Regions from separate parts of the Homo sapiens genome. Here all the other regions are linked to region 1. A link is a loop called in an ENCODE intact Hi-C map of the cell type or tissue named here. Cell type or tissue: heart left ventricle. All regions are shown on one strand. Region 1 overlaps LMOD1 (leiomodin 1). Region 2 has its middle 3.8 kb from the start of GPR37L1. Region 3 overlaps GPR37L1 (G protein-coupled receptor 37 like 1). Region 4 overlaps TIMM17A (translocase of inner mitochondrial membrane 17A).

Region 1 (5,000 bases):
TGTGTAAATGTATGCAAGGTGATGCCAGTCAGAATTAATTATCCTTGAATCAACAACCTGGTGCCAATGAAAAAATGCTTTGTAGTCTGGGATAGGAGGCAGGTTTACCCTAGCCATAGCTGAGACTGGAAGAGTAGAGTTGCCCCATTTCCAGTCAACTAACTCTGCAAAACACTGAAGAGAATTCTAAGAAAAGGAGCAAAACTGTGACAGAGTAGGACTTTCACATGCTCTGAGCAGTGAAGAGGTCTCTCACATATCCTGGAGTTCTTTAAATGGAGGCAATCACCCCTACGTCTCTTCCCAAACCACTGCAGTCTCCTCTGACCCCACCTCATCTGACTCATCATCTGGGAAACAAGGGGAGCCCAGCAGGGCCAGGGGAGTACAAAGCTGTAGTTGCCCCTCCGGATCGCCTTGTTCCTCAGCTAGCACCCCTGAAAGCCAATCAGGCACTCTATAAGGGCAGGCAGGAGTGAGGGTGGGAGGGGCAGTGTCCCTCAAGGATTGGGGGACCTCAATAGTGTCAATAGGGTCCTGCTAGGCTGGGAGGGAATGGTGAATCCCCCAAAGGGCGGTCTGGAAGGCACATGTGGAGAAGAGGGGCATTTTTAGACAAAAGCAAGAGGAGTGCATTCTTAGGGCAGGAATCTTGCCAGGCTGGGCCTGCTCAAGGGAAAGCGGATCTCACAGGTGGATGGGAGGGGTCAGGTGCAGGGGAAGGAGCTAGGGCAGGGACACATGGAAATACAATGGGCAGGGGGAGAAAGGTTGGCAAGAAAGGAGAGACACCTTGGGTGAGGGGAGAAGGGGAGCCCCCCACAAGAGGTGAACAGAAGGGAGGTACTTCAGGCAAAGAGTAAAGGAGGGAGGGGCAAGTAAGGGAAGGGCCCTAGAGGGCTGGAGGAAGGAGGGAGGGAGGGAGGGGTAGGAGGGGCATAGACAGGATGAGTGGGAGGTGCTGGGGGAAGGGTGCTGAGGGGGGCCACACTCTCTTGGCCACTCTTAGGCCAGCAGCCTAGCCCAGCACCACAGCAACACAGGCCCTAGTTAGGCCAAACTCAGAGGTCAGGAGCCCCAGCCTGGCCATGCAGGGTGAAGGGTAGGGGGCAGCACATGGCACTCCCGACTTGGTGGTCCAGAAGCTCATGGGTGACCTGCATCCAGATCTCATGTTTCTTAAAGAGTGCCACATGTGTGACACAGTGCCCAGGCCTAGAGCCCCTTGCTCACCTGCAGGTTGAGCTTCTGTAAGGACAAGTGAGGCCAGCGCCTTGGCAGCTGCTGGTGCCTGCCATCCCACCCACAGCCAGCACCAGGGCCTAGGTCCCAGTGCTGGGAAGGTGGAGGGAAAGACGCTTTTCCCATCTGGATAGGACCAGGAGGCAAGAAGCTTGGGGTGCAACGGCTGGGCCCTGCGGGCCGGGAGAGCTGAGAGGTGAAGCCTCCCTTCCTTGCAGGTAGGAGCTAGGGAATGTGATTCTCCAGGAAGTGATGGAGGGTGGGGGGGCAGAGTGGAGGATATGACAGTGGGGGCTGCAGGCAGAGACCGTGGAGGTCAGACCGTGGCTTCATCCAGGTTGCTAGATGAACCCAGAGATAAGAGACTTGGGTTCAAATCCTGATTCATCAACTTCGACAAGTCATTTTCTATCTTCGAACCTCTTTTTTTGTCCTTGTACAGTACAGGCACCAGACAAGGATAGAGCCTTTCTGGATTTCCCTCTCTAAGTTTTAGGAAAGGAAGCAGGATAGATGGGTGACTGCCAGTGTTGGTGGGGCAGGTGGGCAGCAGTGGGTGCGTGGCGCAGCAGAAACACAGCCTCCAGAGTTTGGGCCCCTTTTCCGAAGCTCACCAGGCTATCTGCCCATCTTTTCCTCCCCCTCCCTCTAACTGCCTCCCTCCCCTGGTCCCTAGCACAGCTCCAGGGCACCCCTGGAGCAGCTGGAGAATCTGGGTTGCGGTCCACCCCCAGGTGGCGCTGTGCTCCCGCACCAGGTTCAAGTGCACTAGAGGAGTGATGACATCATCCAGGACGGAAACAGCATCCCCACCGCGGGAGCACCGAGGAAGAGGGCAGCTCACTTGTTGCTCAGGACAGTAGGGAGTGGTTTTTCTCTCTGGCTAAATCATGTTTGAAGTTTGGTAGAAAGGGCTTCCTAAGGTGACAGGTTCTATTGGACCCTTAAGATTTGGAGGCAGGTTGTTTGGGTTCAGGTGAGCGTCCAGTGCTTTCCTGCAGCACCGTCACAGCCTTATTTCAGTGAGGGAAGGAAGGGGAGCTGTTAATGAGAAGCAGTTCTATGGCCTGAAGACCTGGGCTCAAAACAAAACCAACAAACAAAACAGACCTGAGCTCTGACTTTTATTAGCTGTGTGATCATGGATATATTAGTTAACCTCTCTGGGCCAAATTCTATCTGCAAAATAGAATATTGGTATCCACCTCACAGAGTTGAAGGATCAGCTGAAGCAACCTAAAGCATCTAGCTAGTGCCCAGTGCCCAGCAGGCACAGGGGGGTGCAGTGGGACTGACAGTGAGGGCTGACAGTGGAAGCTCTAGCTGGCCTTAGCTCCAGCTCATACCCTTTAGGTCCAGGAGCCAGTGTGTGTCTGTCTCCTCTCCTCTGGGCCCAGTGATTGCTTAGGTGACTGGGGTGACAGGCAAGTGGGTGGAGGGAATGGAGAAGAGTGTACCCTGGGATCTGAGGGCTTTACCCCCAGGACTAGACTGCCCTCTGGTTTTGGTCAGACCTAGCACAGCGATCTTGCTTCCTAGCTGGGGCACCCCACCCTCACCTCAAAGATGGTGAAACTGCTGTGCCTCCTGCTGTTGAGGCAACCTGGAGGCAGAGAAACCTACAAGTGACACAGACCCAAGGTGGCAGTTCCACAGTGCCAAGGGGTGGCAGCACCTTCAAGAGAATGAAATTCAGAAAGATGCCTTTCACCTACACCCGATGGTGGGCATGGCAGCATTGTCAGCATTCCTGCAGTTGGGGCAGGAAGTGGAATTGGTGAGCAGGTGGGGAGGGCTGGGGAAGATGAGGCCCCTCTGAGCCCTAGGGCACACAGATATGGGTGCTATTCTCCAAATAGTCACTCCACTTCTCTGCCTGCCGCCTTCCTGGGCCTGTGACTGCTGTGAGGACCTGGCCCTGAGCCCATGGTTAGGCAGAGTCATGGAATGAGCATCCCTGAACATGCCTAATATAGCCATCCCAGCACCCTGGGCTCCACTCTGCCCCAGCACCCCTGAGAACAACTCTGGCTACTGACTCCAGGCAGCAGGACTGGTTCAGGAGCAGACCTAGTAGAGGCCTGGCCTTCTAGACCTGGACAACCAGGTCAGTGGAGAGTCTTCTGCTTAGAGTTCAGATTTTCCTCCATGCTGCACTTTCTGAGGATGTGAATTTATTTCTTGGCCAACTCAAATAGTGTGGCAGGGAACCTGAGCTTCTAGAGTCCTCCAGGGAGCCCAGGGTTAGGATCAGGACTCACAGTTCAGGACAACAGGTGGGGCACAGCCATTCACAGCTAAAGGTTTGTATATATTATCAAAATCTTATGGAAAAACAGATACACAGCTATTCATACAGCAGCAGGTGGGTGTGAGGAAAATGTCTGCTTTGGCATCAAACCTTCAAGTCCAGCTGCTGTCTGTCCCACTCCTCCTGTCTGGAGCCTACTCCCATCAGGCACTGTGCATCCAGGCCACTGCCCCTGCCACATCCTCTAATTAGCCTGGACTTTGGGGTATCCTCAGCCCCTCCCCACGCTCCCCTTTGGGCCCCCATGCCTCTCCATCTTTCTGCCATTTTCCCACACAGAGTGCCACTGGCCCAGCAGCTTTGCCCCGTGGGCTCCTCAGAGGCCTGAATCCTGGCCCTGGAGGGCAGTGGGGCTGGGGTGGATGTGGTCCCTGTGGGACATCTTTCCTGGATCACAGGCCTTTTGCAGCTTGCCAGCTACATGGGCCCTGGACAGTGCCATCTTCTCAGTGATGTGCTAAAAGGACTCTTCTTGTCCAGAAACCTGAGCTCCATGTACTAAAGCAAAATTTGGAGAGCCTCAGAGACAAGAAAAGGAAAGTGAGAAGAGATAAGGCATCCTTCCTTGAGCGTGACCCAGGCCTGGACTCTCCCATGGCAGAATAGGGACATCCACAGCAGGTCAGCCAGGGATGGGGTGGGCAGGGTCTGTGTAGCCCTGGGAGGTGAGGCCTGAGCAGTCATGGCATTGGCAGATGGTGCCTGGCAGCCTGGTCCTACTGAAGCAGTTTGGGCACTTCCACCTGTAGGGGCAAAGTAGAGACAGGTTAGAGAAGGGAGCTCAGCCACCTCACCTCCCTCCCTACTGGAAGGACACACAAGACACTGCAATATGTTATGTCTGTGGAATGTGAATGAGGTGTTGACACTGAGGGAGCATTTTTCATTGTCTGTAAAAATTGGATGTCATTGAGTGACCACTGGAATTACAATTGAGATTTTCCTTTATCTCATGATACCTTGTCCCAGATGATGTTGTGGGGGTTGGGTATCCAACCAAATGGACAAACGATCGTGGACTTTGTCACCCAGGCCAGACTTCCAGGGGAGGCAGGGCTTGGAGAAGTAGGGTGTCCAGGGATGGCTCCTGTGTCCATGGCACTGGCTAGGCAAAGGTAGACTCTCCTGAGAGGTGAATCTCCCAGAGACCTTTCGGATGGACTGACCTGTAGGACTTGGCTGGTCCTGAGAGGAGGCTAAGTAAAACGTGGATCATTTTTGTTTGGGGAAATGGAGAAGACTTAAAGGAAGGACCCGAGGCAAAACTACTCTGTAGAGGCCATTTCTCCATTTTAAGGAGAAACAGGCTTCATTGCAGAATGAAAGAGAAGCATGGAGTGAGGTATTAAAGGAAGCTCCTTAAAGGAAGGGTAGAGTCTCAGCTCTAGGGGATATACAGGTGTGACCTGCCTGCAGGCAGGAGGATGCATGAGATGACCTGAAGTCC
Region 2 (5,000 bases), 220 kb after region 1:
GCTACTTGGGGCCAGGGGCCCAGAGCTTGGAGGAGAATGACACAGTGAGATCTGGTGGGTCAGACTATCTATGCTTCCCCCAGCCTTAGTCCGTGTCCAGTATAGGCCAGACCCATGTTCCTGTTCAGAACTGGAACCCGGGCAGGGGAAAGAACTTGTCTCAGAATTTGCCCTCTCTGCCTCTTTGGCTGCCTTCTGCTTGTTCAGTTTCCAAATCTGTAAAACAGGTAGATATAATGATAGTACCCTACCTCATAAGGTTGCTGTGAGAATCAAATGAATTCTAGCCAGTAGGTAACATGTATATAGTGCTTATTATATGCCAGATATTATTGTAATGACTTACATAGATGAACTCATTTAATCTTTTTTTTTGAGACTGAGTCTTGCACCGTTGCCTGGGCTGGAGTGTAGTGGCGTGACCTAGGCTCGCTGCAACCTCCATCTCCCAGGTTCAAGCAATTCTCCTGCCTCAGCCTCCTGAGTAGCTGGGACTACAGGCACGCGCCACCATGCCCGGCTAATTTTTGTATTTTTAGTAGAGACAGGGTTTCACTATGTTGGCCAGGCTGGTCTCAAACTTCTGACTTTGTGATCCACCTGCCTTGGCCTCCCAAAGTGTTGGGATTACAGGCGTGAGCCACCATGCCTGGCCTTTTTTTTTTTTTTTTTTTTTAGATAGTGTCTTGCTATGTTGCCTAGGCTGGAATGCAGTGGCTATTCACAGGCGAGATCACGGCACACCATAGTCTTGAACTACTGGCCTCAAGGGATCCTCCTGCCTCAACCTCTCAAGTAGCTGGGACTACAGGTGTATGCTACCACACCTAGCATAACTTCATCTTATTTATTTATTTATTTTGAGGCAGAGTCTTGCTCTGTCGCCCAGGCTGGAGTGCAATGGCACAATCGTGGCTCACTGCAGCCTTCATCTCCTGGGCTCAGGTGATCCTCCCACCTCAGTCTCCTAAGTAGCTGGGACTATAGGCATGCACCACCATGCCCAGCTAATTTTTTTTTTTTTTTTTTTTTGGAAACAGAATTTTGCTCTTTTCACCCAGGCTGGCATGCAATGGCGCAATCTCGGCTCACTGCAACCTCCGCTTCCCGGGTTCAAGCGATTCTCCTGCCTCAGCCTCCCTGAGTAGCTGGGATTACTGGCACCCGCCACCACGTCCAGCAAATTTTTTTGTATTTTCAGTTGAGACAGGGTTTCACCATGTTGGCCAGACTGGTCTTGAACTCCCGACCTTAGTTGATCCACCCGCCTCGGCCTCCCAAAGTGCTAGGATTACAGGCGTGAGCCACCACGCCCGGCCTTAATTTTTGTATTTTTTGTAGACACAGGGTCTTGCCATGTTGCCCAGGCTGGTCTTGAACTCCTGAGCTCAAGATAGCCTCCTGCCTCGGCGTCCCAAAGTGCTGGGAGGGGACAGCCACCACACCCAGCATTTAATCCTAATCTTCACAACAAGCCTGTTATTATCTTCACGTTGCAGATGAGGCAACCGAGGGACAGAGGTTACATACTTGACCAAAGTCACATACACAGTTAGTAAGTGGCAGGGCCAGGAATTAAATCCAGGCAGTCTGATTCCAGAGTGTGCTCTTGGCTGGAGAATGCATGGCACATGGAATCTGCTCAGTACAACATTCGCTCATTTTTTTCATGGGTGGCACTTCCACACCAGCTCAGATGCCCTCAGTGCCACCTCAGTGCTTCCCTCCCACCCGGTTCCAACTAAGTACCTTTTCTTTTCTTTTTTTTGAGACGGAATCTCGCTCTGTAGCCCAGGCTGGAGTGCAGTGGCACAATCTCGGCTCTCTGCAACCTCTGCCTCCCAGGCTCAAGCGATTCTTCTGCCTCAGCCTCCTGAGTAGCTGGGATTACAGGCGTGTACCACCACACCCAGCTAATTTTTGTATTTTTAGTAGAGACGGGGTTTCACCATGTTGGTCAGGCTGGTCTTGAACTCCTGACCTCGTGATCCGCCCACCTCCACCTCCCAAAGTGCTGGGATTACAGGCGTGAGCCACCGCGCCCGGCCCCAGCTAAGTACCTTTTCTGTAGCCAGCACTGGGGAAACTCCCAGGGAGAGGAATGGGGAATTCCTGGGATCATGGAGAGACACTCCCAAGGGCTAGGAAAGCCTTCCATCTCTGCCTGGCATGCTTCTGAATAGGGGAGATGGCTCCAGCTTGTCCAGAGAGAGGAATCTTCCTAAAGTAGAACTACAGGTAGGAGAAAAGTACTTTTGGGGGACCCATGCTGGGCACCCTCCAGGGGGGTGGAGGGGAAGAGTAGGCACATCCCCCATCCCTTTAGTCTCAGCCCCTGGGAACCCACCCTGTCCCCTATCATCTCTTTTCAGATGGCCTTCTCAGACAGCCACAGAAGGTCTGTGGGCAGGACCTGGGCAGAGTGGGATGGGTTAAGATCCGATGGGGTGAAGGGCTGAGGCCAGGCCCTTAACTACCATCACTGGACATTTGGTTCCACCTAGTGGCCTCTGATGTTCCAACCGTTCTCACAGAGACCGGCACAAGGGGGTGCCCTTTCAGGCATTCAGTGTTTATTGAGCACCTACTCTGTGTGAGGCCAAATGTGAGGTTTGATGGAGGCATATCCATGAGCATAAAGAGGCTGGGCACGGTAGCTCACGCCTGTAATCCCACCATTTTGGGAGGCTGAGGTGGGTGGATTGCTTGAGCTCAGGAGGTCTAGACCAGCCTAGGTGATACAGGCAGACCCTATGTCTACCAAAAAAAACACAAAAGGCTGGGCATGGTGGCATGTGCCTGTGGGCCCAGCTACTTGGGAGGCTGAGGTGGGAGGATCAGTTGAGCCCAGGAGGAGTTGAGGCTGCAGTGAGCCTAGATCCTGCCACTGCACTCCAATCTGGGTGACAGAGCGAGACCCTGTCTCTGAAATAAAATAAAATAAAATAAAATAAAATAAAATAAAATAAAATAAGAAGCAGAAGGTCAGGCAGGGTGTGTGCACCTGTAGTCCTAGCTACTCTGGAGGCTGAGGTGGAAGGATTGCTTGATCCCAGGAGTTCAAGTCTGCAGTGAGTATGATCATGTCACTGTGCTCTAGCCTGGGCAATAGAGCAGGACTCTGTCTCTGAATTTTTTTTTTTTTAAAGAGCAGAGAACTAACATTTATTCTGCTCACACGTACCAGCCCTGGGCTTGGGTCCATACTGTATTGGCACGTGCCTGTGGAGCACTGAGGATCCCACAGCAGAGACAGGACTGCCAAGTGCCTGGCCTGGTCACTTGGCTTCTCTGGACTTCCGTTTCCACTCCTGAAAAATAAGAAGGTTGGTGTAGATTATCTCTAGCATCTCTTCCTATGTTAGAATTCTGTGAAGTCACACAAAGGAGTGGTTAAGAGTTTCAGCTTTGGGCTGGGTGAGGTGGCTCACACCTGTATTCCCAGAACTTTGGGAGGCTGAGGCGGGTAAATCACTCGAGCTCAGGAGTTTGAGATCAGCCTGGGCAACATGGCAAAAAGCCTGTCTCTACTAAAAATACAAAAATTAGTCAGGTGTGGTGGTGCACATCTGTGGTCCCAGCTACTCTGGAGGCTGAGGTGGGAAGATTGTTTGAGCCTGGGAGGCTGAGGTTGCCGTGAGCCAAGATCATGCCACTGCACTCCAGCCAGGGCAACAGAGCCAGACCCTGTCTCAAAAAAAAAAGAGTTTTAGCTTTGGAGTTGGACAAACCTACATTTGGATCCCAGCTGTCATTCACTAGCTGTGTGTTCTTAGGAAAGTTGCCTTACCTTTCAGAGTCTAGGGTAATAATATAAAGATTAAGTGACAATTATAGCAAGCATTTAGCACAGAGTGTGGCACTTGGTGAGTGGTGATGCTGCAGATGATGGATGATTCTAGTTACCCAAATCCCCAAATAGCACACCTCTCATCTCCTCTCCTCTCCCCTCCCCTCCCCTCCCCCAACTTCCTTTCCTTTTCTCTTTCTTTTTTGATGGAATCTTGCTCTGTCGCCCAGGCTGGAGTACATTGGCCGCAATCTCAGCTCACTGCAACCTCCGCCTTCCGGGTTCAAGTGATTCTCCTGCCTCAGCCTTCTAAATAGCTGGGATTACAGGTGCCTGCCACCACGCGTGGCTAATTTTTTTTTTTTTGTATTTTTAGTAGAGACGGGGGTTTCACCATGTTGGTCAGGCTGGTCTTGAACTCCTGACCTTGTGATCTGCCCACCTCAGCCTCCCAAAGTGCTGGGATTACACACATGAGCCACTGCGTCTGGCCCTTTTTTTTTTTTTTTTTTTTTTTGAGACAGAGTCTTGCTCTGTTGCCCAGGCTGGAGTGCAGTGGCATGATCTCGGATCACTGCAACCTCTGCCTCCTGGGTTCAAGTGATTCTGATGCCCTAGCCTCCCGAGTAGCTGGGATTACAGGTGTGCACTGCCACATCTGTCCAATTTTTGTATTTTTAGTAGAGATGGGGTTTCACCATGTTGTCTGGGCTGGTGAAGGTGGTAGGTTTCAATGACAGCAGCATAATGCCGTGGGAGTTGGGAGGAGGGAATGATCTGACTCACTCTGGGGCAGGTCTTCGAGTTAATTCTCCAGTGGATTCTCCTAGGCATCGTGTGGTCCGTCCTCAGAACTGTGCCTCCCTAATGTGGCTGAGTGGATTCACTACCCACCCCATGCTTGGGCTCTGCCTCGACCTCTCCCTCCCATGCACAGCCAAAGCCGCTCAAAGCTGCTGGTTTTCCTTGACTCTGGGCTTCTCTCCATCACCCACTGCCTCCCAACAGAACCCCCGGTCTCTGCATCCTCCTGTTCCAGATTGCTAGGACCCCAGCTGCCCATCAGGGACCCCTCTAAAATAACTTAGTTGAGTCATTGTTTGCCTACTTAACAACCTGTGATATTCTCCATTGCTTATGGGATAAAATCTAAACTCCTTGGCTTGGCATACAAAGTCCTTTACAGTCCAGTTCCTCCTCTGCTGATATT
Region 3 (5,000 bases), 240 kb after region 1:
TTCTGGGGTAGGAACTGGGGGCCGGAGGGACAGGGTTCTGGTTCTGGCTCAACCTTGGCTGCTGGTGAGATCCAGGGCCTGGGAAAGAGGGGCTGAGGCCTGAACTGGGCCTAAGGAGAGTGCAGCTCAGTTCGCACACAACAGCACCCAGCCCTGTCCCCTTGCTGCCTCTACCCAGCCCTGGGCAGTTCCCTCAACAGAGCTCTGCAGCCCCAAGTGGCAGCTGCTGGCTCAAAGCTGGGACTACATGAAAGTCTGAAAAGAGAATGAGAAGGAGGTGGCGCAAGAGCCTGGACGCACGTGTGGGAGGCCGTTTTGTGCAGCGCCATTGTGCTCCCCGGGCGGGCATGTGCTCGCGCTCCGTGGCTCTGTTGGTGCCCAGCGTGCGGGGGTGTGCTGGTGGCCCTGTGGGCCTGTAGGGCAACCCATGCCAACTGCGGAAAAGTAACCAGCACCATACACCCCCCCCAACACAAAACTGGTCATTTATTTTTTTTGTTGTCATTGTTATTAGGAAGCAAAAAAATGTACAGTTACAAGAATCATTTTCCAAACAGAGGTTAAATATGAGCTGAAAAGTGTAAAAAAGGAAGAGGAACATCACTTTACAAATCATTAAATTAAACAAATAAACAAACAGAACCCAAAGAACCAACCCCCCATGCTGAGTTCTCTCCTTGTGCAACTCTGCAAAATGAGAACAGAAAATGAAGTGGGCCGTGGAGGTGGGGGCCCTGGGGAGGGGCGGGAGCTGGGAGCCAGGAACAGGCAGGAGGGGGCTGCTGGGGCATGGACGCTGGCTTTCTGCCCCGTGTGCCTGGTGGTTTCTGGTACCTGGTCGTCGTACCTGGTGGCTCTACCCAGGCTGGGGGTCGAGGGGAGGGGCCCCCAGAGGCCCCTGCCAGCCTGTGGCATTCAAGCACTGCCAGGACAAGCCAGATTGGGCGGTGGAAACACACGGGACAGGGAGGCGGCCACCAGTGCCCAGGCTGGTACCTGCCGCAGGTGCCAGCCTGCACCTCTTCTGATCTGAACTTGCCCCAAGTCCACCTGCGTCTCCCTCCTTCTCTCCAGACTGCCCCCTCCCAGATCCTGAAAGGCCCCTGCAGCATCAAATGGTTGATTTTAGTCTTTGCTTAAATTAAAAAATTAAAATATATATACATATATATACTGTACACACAGGACAATAACAGAGAGTGTTGAAAAGGGAGGTACAAGAGCGGGCCGGGGAAAAGCCAGGGGCGGGGGCTGTGGCCCAGGGCTGCTGGGAGGGAGGCAGGGCTGGGTGATGGGACAAAGGCAGCGGGGAAGGGTGAGAAGTTAGGGGACCAGAATGGGGGGCAATTTATTTTACAATAAAAACAGGAGTTCAAACCTCAGCAGAACAGGACTCTGGGGTCCCCAGAGGGCCCTCCTCACACTGGGTGAGGAGGGGTGGGCTTAGGGGGACGACAGGGGTGGGCGGGGAGCTCGGCTTCAGGTTTAGATGATGACGGTCCCTGGTCTGAGGGAGAAGGGCTGGAGTCTCAGCTTCTCCGTGACTTCGAGTGTTGAATAAGCCACTGTAGGGTGATGTCTGATAGGAGAAAAGAGAACAGCTTATAAGGCCTGCAAGTACTGGCCGTGCTGGGGCAGCAGAGAGGCCCAAGAAACCAAACCTAAGGGTATCAGAAGTCCAGAGATGCCAGGAGGGGTGGCGCACACCTGGAGTCTCAGCTACATGGGAAGCTCAGGTGAGAGGATTGCTTGAACCCAGGAGTGGAGTTGGAGGCTGCAGTGAGCTATGGTCACGCCACTGAACTCCAGCCTGGGTGACAGAGCGAGACACTTTCTCAAAAACAAACAAGAAGTCCAGAGCTGGCAAGCGCCACATGGCCCTGAATGAGTAGTAGCGGAATTCAGGTGCTGGGAAAGAGACAGAGCCACAGCATGTCAGAGCCAGCAGGGACCTGAGAATCACCGGGTCCAGCCCTGGAATCTTAGAAACGAGGAGGTGAAGCCCAGAGCGGGGATCGATTTGCCCGAGATCACACAACCGCTTGGCGACAAGCTGGGATAGTGCCCAGAATCTGGGCCACCTGGCTGCCTTTTCTACCCAAGAGCCACAGGGCTTTGGACTTCAGGGAAAGTTGTGGAGCGAGAACCTGAGAGCCACTAAAACACTCAGAAATGCCTCTCCCCTCTCCTCCCTTTCCCCCATCCTACGCACCAATGTTGTCCTTTTCTTTGCAAGAGATGGAGTAGCAGCAGATCTCTCGGTCCTGGATGGCAGACAGATTCCTGGGGGAAACCAGAGTAGAGTCCGCTGAGGCTACGAACGTCCAGGGGGCCTGGGGCTAGGGGACAGCGGGGCCTTTTTCTTACCTAAGAGGCTACAAAGGGGAGGGTGAGGTGCCTGAAAAGGTCGGCTCTGCTGCCACCGTGTGGCTAATACTAAGAACAGCAGCAAGCCTAGGCTGTTGGTCTGGTGGTTGGGGAATTGGGAGAGCAGAAAGTAATATAGAGTCACCCAACTCACATTTTCTCAATCAGCTCCTTCTCATCCAATGCTCCCGGAAGGTCTCGCTTGTTACCCAGGACTAAGACCTACGGAGAAGGGAGGGTGAGGATGAGGTCTAGGGCAGCCGTGCCCAGGTTGTCTGGGTGGTGAGCTGGCCTCCTGGGTCCCGTTTCCTCTCTGCGCCCCTACCATGCCTGGCTTTTACCTGCTCCCAGTGACTTCCCAGCCGAGCTCCCTCCCCATCCCGCTCCCTCAGGTCTGCTGACCGGGATGCCCTGCAGCTGAGGTTTGTCCAGTAGGTTGTGGAGCTCGTTCTTAGAGGCCTCAATCTTCTCCTGGTCAGCAGCATCCACCATGTACCTGGGGAAAGAGGCAGGGTGGGGACAAGCATGTTGACACCACAGGCTGAGGTGGTGCAAGGAAGAGAAGGAGCTGCTGCTTGGAGGTGAAAGCATCTGTTGCAGCTTGGTCACCTCGGGATCCATGGGCTACCTGGCCTGGCTCAAGGCAGGTGCTCCGCGGATGTTTTCTGAGTCTATGGGAGTGAACAGCTGCAGGGACTCCTTAGGCCTGCCATTAGCCTCCAAGTGCTACTCTGGGGAAGCCGTTACTCATGTGGAAAAGCGTGGGCCCTTTGAGATTAGCTGTAAGTCCCTCTCAAAGTGACCCACTTATGTTTTCATGGAAAGACTAAATAAGGTTAGAGTGAAAAAAGCAAAGGAAACCTTAGAAGATTTCTTTTAGCAAGATACTTTTTGTTATCAGGTTAAAAAGCAACCTATTGTGTATTCTAAACAATCTATTGTTTGGGCATATATATATAGAATAAATTTTATTATTATTATTAATATCATTTTTGAGATGGAGTCTCGCTCTGTTGCCAGGCTGGAGTGCAGTGGTGCAATCTCAGCTCACTGCCACCTCCGCCTGCCAGGTTCAAGCGATTCTCCTGCCTCAACCTCCCAAGTAACTGGGACTACAGGCACATGCCGCCACGCCCGGCTAATTTTTTGTATTTTTAGCAGAGATGGGGTTTCACCATGTTAGCCAGGATGGGCTCAATCTCCTGACCTTGTGATCCACTCGTCTCGGGCTCCCAAAGTGCTGGGATTACAGGCATGAGCCACCGCATCCAGCCTATTATTTTCTGAGGCAGGGTCTCACTGTCACCCAGGGTGGAGTGCAGTGGTGCAATTACAGCTCACTGCAGCCTCGGCTTCCTGGACTCAAGAGATCCTCCCACCTCAGTCGTCTGAGTAGCTGGGACTACAGGTGCGTGCTACCAGGCTCAGCTAATTTTTGTACTTTTGTAGAGATAGGGTTGCACCATGTTACCCAGGTTGGTTTTGAACTTCTGACCTCAAGTAATCCGTCTGCCTTGGCCTCCCCCTGTGCCCTGCCATTTTTCTTTTCTTTTCTTTTCCTTTTTTTTGAGACAGAGTCTCGCTTTGTCGCCCAGGCTGGAGTGCAGTGATGCGATCTCGGCTCACTGCAAGCTCCGCCTCCTGGGTTCACGCCATTCTCCTGCCTCAGCCTCGCGAGTAGCTGGGACTACAGGCGCCTGCCACCACGCCCAGCTAATTTTTTTTGTATTTTTGGTAGAGACAGGGTTTCACTGTGTTAGCCAGGATGGTCTCGATCTTCTGACCTCGTGATCCGCCCACCTCGGCCTCCCAAAGTGCTGGGATTACAGGCGTGAGCCACCGCGCCCAGCCCATGCCCTGCCATTTTTCAATGTTTAAAATTTATTTTATTTTATTTTTTTAAAGACAGGATCTTGCTATGTTGCCTAGGCTGGCCCTAAACTCCTGGGCTCAAGCAATCCTCTTGCCTCAGCCTCCCAAGTAGCTGGGATTACAGGTGTGTGGCACCATGCTCAGCCAAAAAAAACATTATTTTTAAAAAGCAAGAGAGGGCTGCGCGCGGTGGCTCATGCATGTAATTTGGGAGGCCGAGGCAGGCAGATCACCTGAGGTCGGGAGTTCAAGACCAGCCTAACCAACATGGAGAAACCCTGTCTCTACTAAAAATACAAAAGTGGCCAGGCGTGGTAGCGCATGCCTGTAATCCCAGCTACTTGGGATGCTGAAGTGGGAGAATCGCTTGAACCTGGGAGGCAGGAGGTTGTGGTGAGCCGAGATCGCACCATTGCACGCCAGCCTGGGCAACAAGAGCGAAACTCCGTCTCAAAAAAAAAAAAAAGAATCATTTAAACCACACAAAATTCAAGACAGTGGTGACTTTGGGTTGAGGGGAGGGAGACAAGTCAATGAAGAGGATGCACAGGTGCATCTGGCTGGTTAATAGTCTATAGTCTGTTTCTTAGATTGGGTAGTGAGTGCCCAGGGCATTTATCCAATAAGAAACAAGTGGCATGCAAAATAAACGCAGGCCCTGGACCGACACTGTGTCATGAACCAAGGATTATGTCTAATAAAACCCTGCGCCTCTGAGGTCCTCGAAGGTAGCAGGGCTAGGGGGGCCGGGTAAGGCTGGA
Region 4 (5,000 bases), 76 kb after region 1:
ATACCCAATTCTATATGAAGAATTCATGGAGAGTGTACTGGCACTGGAAGAGTTTAGTGTTTCTTGTATGCTTGAAAATAAAGTATGTACTGTTTTGAATGTGTTCCAAGTCCTCTGCATAAACGATGTATTTTGGGGTCTGGTTGGGCCTGGAAAATGGATGAGCACTTCAGAACAGGTCATTTTCCTGATATTGGAAGTGACATGTGGCCCTATAGGAGGCATGATGTTAGTTAATTACACATTTGCCTACATCTGTGGGAAATGGAGAACAAAGCCATGTGGGTACTGTAAACACACGTTTATCTTTTGGCCCAATGCCATACATATGGTAGGCATTTAATTACTGATTGTGTTTGGATAATTTGGGAATTTTCGACTGTGGTAAAATATACATAAAATAATACTTATTAACCATTTGTAAGTGTATAATTCAGTGGCATTGAAATACAGTCATAATGTTGTATAACAGCCACCATTATGTATACCCAAAATGTTCTCATTATCATCAACATAAACTCCGTTTTGTTTTTAGAGACAGTGTCTTACTCTGTCACCCAGGCTGGAATGCAGTGGCACAGTCATAGCTTACTGCAGCCTCGAACTCCTGGCTTCGAGCCATCCTTCTGCCTCAGCCTCCCACACCCCATGCTGGGATTACAGGCATGAGCCACCATGTCCAGCCTTCACAAACATAAACTCTGTACCTGTTAAATAATAACTTCCCATTCTTTCCTCGCCACAACCACTAGTAACCACAATTCTGCTTTCTGTCTGTGAATTTGCCTTTTCTGGGTACCTTATATAAGTGGAATCATAAAATATTTGTTTTTGTGTGTCCGTCTTAATGCACTTAGCGTGTTTTAAGGTCCATGTAGTAGCATGTAGCAAAATTTATTTTTAGGGCTGAATAATATTCCATAGTGTGCATATACTACATTTTATTTGATGATCAGTTAGGTTGTTTCTACCTTTTGGCTATTGTGAATTATGCTGCTATGAACATTGGTGTACAACTATCTGTTTCAACTCCTATTTTTGGTTCTTTTGGATATATACATAAGAGTGAGATTACCGAGTCATATGGTAGTTCTAGGTTTAACTTTTTTTTTTTTAAAGACACAAGAGTCTGGCCGGGTGCAGTGGCTCACGTCTGTAATCCCAGCACTTTGGGAGGCCAAAGCGGGCAGGTCACAAGCTCAGGAGTTCGAGACCATCCTGGCTAACACAGTGAAATCCCGTCTCTACTAAAAATACAAAAAATTAGCTGGGCGTGGTGGTGGGCGCCTGTGGTCCCAGCTACTTTGGAGGCTGAGGCAGGAGAATGGCGTGAATCCGGGAGGTGGAGCTTGCAGTGAGCCGAGATCTTGCCACTACTCCAGCCTGGGCGACAGAGCGAGACTCCGTCTCAAAAATATAAAAGAAAGTGCTGGGCGCGGTGGCACACGCCTGTAATCCCAGCACTTTGGGAGGCTGAGGAGGGTGAATCACGAGGTCAGGAGTTCGAGACCAGCCTGGCCAACATGGTGAAACCCGGTGGGTACTAAAAATACAAAAAATTAGCTGGTAATGGTGCCGGGCACCTATAATCCCAGCTATTTGGGAGGCTGAGGCAGGAGAATCACTTGAACCTGGGAGGGAAGAGGTTGTAGTGAGCCAAAATCACACCACTACACTCCAGCCTGGGCAACAGTGCAAGACTGTCTCAAAACAAAAAAGTAATCCACTATTGCATGCCAATTTGGCACAAGATGTCAGATACAAAGCAAAACAGATGGGGTATTTCTGATGGGCATTTCAACCTTAAAAGTGAGAAACTAACTTCACTATTCCAGTAAAGACCTAGGGAAAACCTCCTTCCTAATCTGCTTGTTTCTCCAGTTATTTATTTCAGTTATTAAAACAATTTAGTTTTTTTACTTTTTATCTTGAGCTCTACTCTAGTATACCAAATTTAGTTTTAGAATATTTATTAAACAGTTCAGCTGGGGATGGTGGCTCATACCCATAATCCCAGCATTTTGGGAGGCTGAAGCAGGAAGGTCGCTTGAGGTCAGGAGTTGGAGACTAGCCTGGGCTAGTGAGACGCTAGCCACAAAATGTAAATTTAGCCAGAGATAGGGTGCACACCTGTAGTACCGGCTGCTTGGGAGGCTGAGGCGGGAGGATCCCTTGAGTCTAGGTGGTCAAGCCTGTAGTGACCTATGATTATGCCACTGCACTTCAGCCTGGGCAACAGAACAAGACTCTTTTGTTTGTTTGTTTGTTTGTTTGTTTGTTTGAGATGGAGTGCTAGGATTACAGGCATGAGCCACTGCACCTGGCCAGCACTTTCTTTAAATAGAGACAGAGTTTTGCCACATTGTCAAGGCTGATCTTGAACTCCTGGACTCAATCCTCCCACCTCGGCCTCCCAAAGTGCTGGGATTACAGGCGTGAGCCACTGTGCCTGGCCGAAATAGTGGATTTCTGAATCAGGGTTTGGAAGACATGGGTACAGCTGCACCTGCTATTGAAAGTGCATCTGTTTTTCACATAGGAAATGTCTGCAAATTATGAAAGCATGGTCATAGCTCCACCCTGTGGCATGTTACTTATAGTTAAAATTAATTGTCCAAATTCTATTCAGGCTGGGCCCAGTGGCTCATGCCTGTAATGCCAGCACTTTGGGAGGCTGAGGCGGGTGGATCACTTGGGGTCGAGACTTGAGGTTTCACCTTGTTGGTCAGGCTGATCTCGAACTCCCAACCTCAGGTGATCTGCCCGCCTCCGCCTCCCAAAGTGCTGGGATTACAGGCATGAACCACCGCATCTGGCCTCAAATAATAATAATAATAAATTCTATTCAGTCTGTTAGATCATGGATGAGACCTTGTCTCTACTAAAATTCAAAAAATTTAGCTGGGCATGGTGGCATATGTTTGTAGCCCCAGCTACTCAAGGGGGCTGAGGCAGGAGGATTCCTTGATCCTGGGAAATGGAGGGAGCAGTAAGCTGAGATCGCACCACTGCACTCCGGCCTGGGCAACAGAGCAAGACCCTGTCTCAAAAACAAGAAAATTGAGGGCCGGGTGCAGTGGCTCATGCCTGTAATCCCAGCACTTTGGGAGGCCGAGGCGGGTGGATCACAAGGTCAGGAGATTGAGATCATCCTGGCTAACATAGTGAAACCCCATCTCTACTAAAAATACAAAAAATTAGCCGGGCGTGGTGGCGGGCGCCTGTAGTCCCAGCTACTTGGGAGGCTGAGGCAGGAGAATGGCGTGAACCTGGGAGGCGGAGCTTGCAGTGAGCTGAGATCGCGCCACTGCACTCCAGCTTGGGTGACAGAGCGAGAGACTCTGTCTCAAAAACAGAAACAAAACAAGAAAATTGACAATGGCTAACATCTTTAGCTAATAAGACAAATAATTATTGGATATTTTCCCTCCTTTTCCCTATGTTTGACATATTCTAGTCCTTTTCAGTGCATAAAGCTAGGAAATATGTAGTATATAATCCATGCACATAAACTTCTGTTTATTTCTGTATCTGTCCTTGTGTTATAAAACAAAAACTAAGTCCCTCCAACTTCAATCTGGCACCACAGGATTCATTCTAGCTGTCTCTCTTAGTTGTAACAGCAAGAAACCTGGCTTCTCATTATAATAATTTGCTCATTTGTTCAATCCTGGTTACATATATTTTGGACTTAGTAAATCATAGCTCTGAGAAATGGATTTGCCAGCTAGAACAGTGTTTGTACACAGTTGTTTTCAGTCTTCAGTATCTATTCAAAACATGTTCCAAAGCTATTTAATTATACTCCTTTCTCCCCCACTCTCTTCAGTGTGGTTATGCAATTCATTTGCAATGTGATTGTATTCATTTCCCCAGACTTCATTCCATCTTTCTCTCCACATCTTGGTGGATTTTTAAATTACATTCAGTAAAATTCACTATGGGGTACAGTTCAGTTAATTTTGATAAATGCTTAGAGATGGCTACCCACCACCACAGTTTCACACAGATAATCTTAAACTACAATCACATCACTCCCAAAATGTCTTCATGCTGCCTTTTTCTTTTCTTTTCTTTTCTTTCTGAGACAGGGTCTTGCTCTGTTGCCCAAGCTGGCATGCAGTGGTGTGATCAGGGCTCACTGCAGCCTTGACATCCCAGATTTGAGCAATCCTCCTGCCTCAGCCCTTTGAGTAGCTGGGACTACAAGCATGTGCCACCATGCCCAGCTAATTTTTTTTTTTTAATTTTAGTAGAGACCAGGTCTCACTATATTGCCCAGACTGGTCTCGAACTCCTGAGCTCAAGCAATCCTCCTACCTTGGGCTCCCAAAGGGCTGGTATTACTGGTGTGAGCCACTGTTCCCGGCCCATGCTGCCTTTTTATAGCCAACCCCTCTCCCTACTCCTTCCAACCCGTGGCAACTACTGGTGTGTTTTTTGTCTGTAGTTTTATCTTTTCAGTAGATAAATGGAATCTTACGACATGTAGTATTTGGATCTAGTTTCTGTCATTTAGCAAAGTGCATTTAATTCATTCATGATGGTATGTGAATCAATCATTTATTCCTTTTTATTCCATTGTGCAGATGTACTCTTGTTTATTCATCTCTTCACCAGTTGAAGGACATTGGAGTTATTTCCAATTTTTCATGATTATTCATAAAGTTGCTATAAACCTTTACTTACTGGTTTTTGTGTGAACATGTTTTCATTTATCTTGGATAAAATAAATAGGATCACTAGGTTGTAAGGCAAGTATATGTTTAATTTTATAAGAAAATGCCAAATTGTTTCCCAAATTGTATCATTTTACGCTCTCACCAGCAACCTATGAGGGTTCTGGCTGCTGTGTATCCTTGGCACTTGGTAGTGCCATTTTTTTTTTTATGTTAGCAATTCCGATAGGTGCTAGTGGTTTTAATTTTCCTTTCTCTAATGACTAATGATGTCCATCCTTTCATCTGTTTGCCATCTGTGTGTCTTTTTTAGTGATGTGT

What was found. Peaks named below come from ENCODE experiments on the same cell type or tissue, not always from the same donor. Only the 100,000 strongest peaks of a DNase experiment are listed, where the experiment ranks them.
Region 2: it touches region 1 in a loop (2.8-fold over the local background); 35 of 110 quality-filtered maps call a loop at or near these places.
Region 3: a loop joins it to region 1, with 4 times the contacts of the local background. A loop is called at or near these places in 47 of 110 quality-filtered maps.
Region 4: it touches region 1 in a loop (9-fold over the local background); 100 of 110 quality-filtered maps call a loop at or near these places.

The regions. Positions count from the first base shown.
Region 1 is chr1:201,894,103-201,899,102 of GRCh38, forward strand. LMOD1 (leiomodin 1) reads right to left here. Exons shown (of 3, transcript NM_012134.3): 3 at 2,354-4,296. The coding sequence ends at 4,270. Among named protein-coding and RNA genes, the nearest start is that of SHISA4, 7.7 kb to the left of the region's middle. RefSeq lists an enhancer at 2,040-2,109. In heart left ventricle, CTCF peaks have their summits at 1,974 (motif pointing right) and 2,929; a DNase peak (open chromatin) is centred at 1,999; H3K27ac peaks cover 1,876 bases.
Region 2 is chr1:202,116,640-202,121,639 of GRCh38, forward strand. No RefSeq gene overlaps it. Among named protein-coding and RNA genes, the nearest start is that of GPR37L1, 3.8 kb to the right of the region's middle. RefSeq lists an enhancer at 1,562-2,247 and a cis regulatory region at 2,143-2,710. In heart left ventricle, CTCF peaks have their summits at 2,532 (motif pointing left) and 2,732; no DNase peak of the experiment used is centred here.
Region 3 is chr1:202,132,938-202,137,937 of GRCh38, forward strand. It overlaps GPR37L1 (G protein-coupled receptor 37 like 1), which reads left to right. Exons shown (of 2, transcript NM_004767.5): 2 at 1-655. It overlaps ARL8A (ARF like GTPase 8A), which reads right to left. Exons shown (of 7, transcript NM_138795.4): 4 at 2,770-2,863; 5 at 2,522-2,589; 6 at 2,213-2,283; 7 at 467-1,579. The coding sequence ends at 1,530. Among named protein-coding and RNA genes, the nearest start is that of ARL8A, 9.3 kb to the right of the region's middle. RefSeq lists a silencer at 2,412-2,619. In heart left ventricle, a CTCF peak has its summit at 2,439 (motif pointing left); no DNase peak of the experiment used is centred here; H3K4me3 peaks cover 388 bases; H3K27ac peaks cover 622 bases.
Region 4 is chr1:201,970,248-201,975,247 of GRCh38, forward strand. TIMM17A (translocase of inner mitochondrial membrane 17A) reads left to right here. Exons shown (of 6, transcript NM_006335.3): 6 at 1-417. Among named protein-coding and RNA genes, the nearest start is that of SNORA70H, 5.7 kb to the right of the region's middle. RefSeq lists a silencer at 546-723. In heart left ventricle, a CTCF peak has its summit at 2,591 (motif pointing left); no DNase peak of the experiment used is centred here.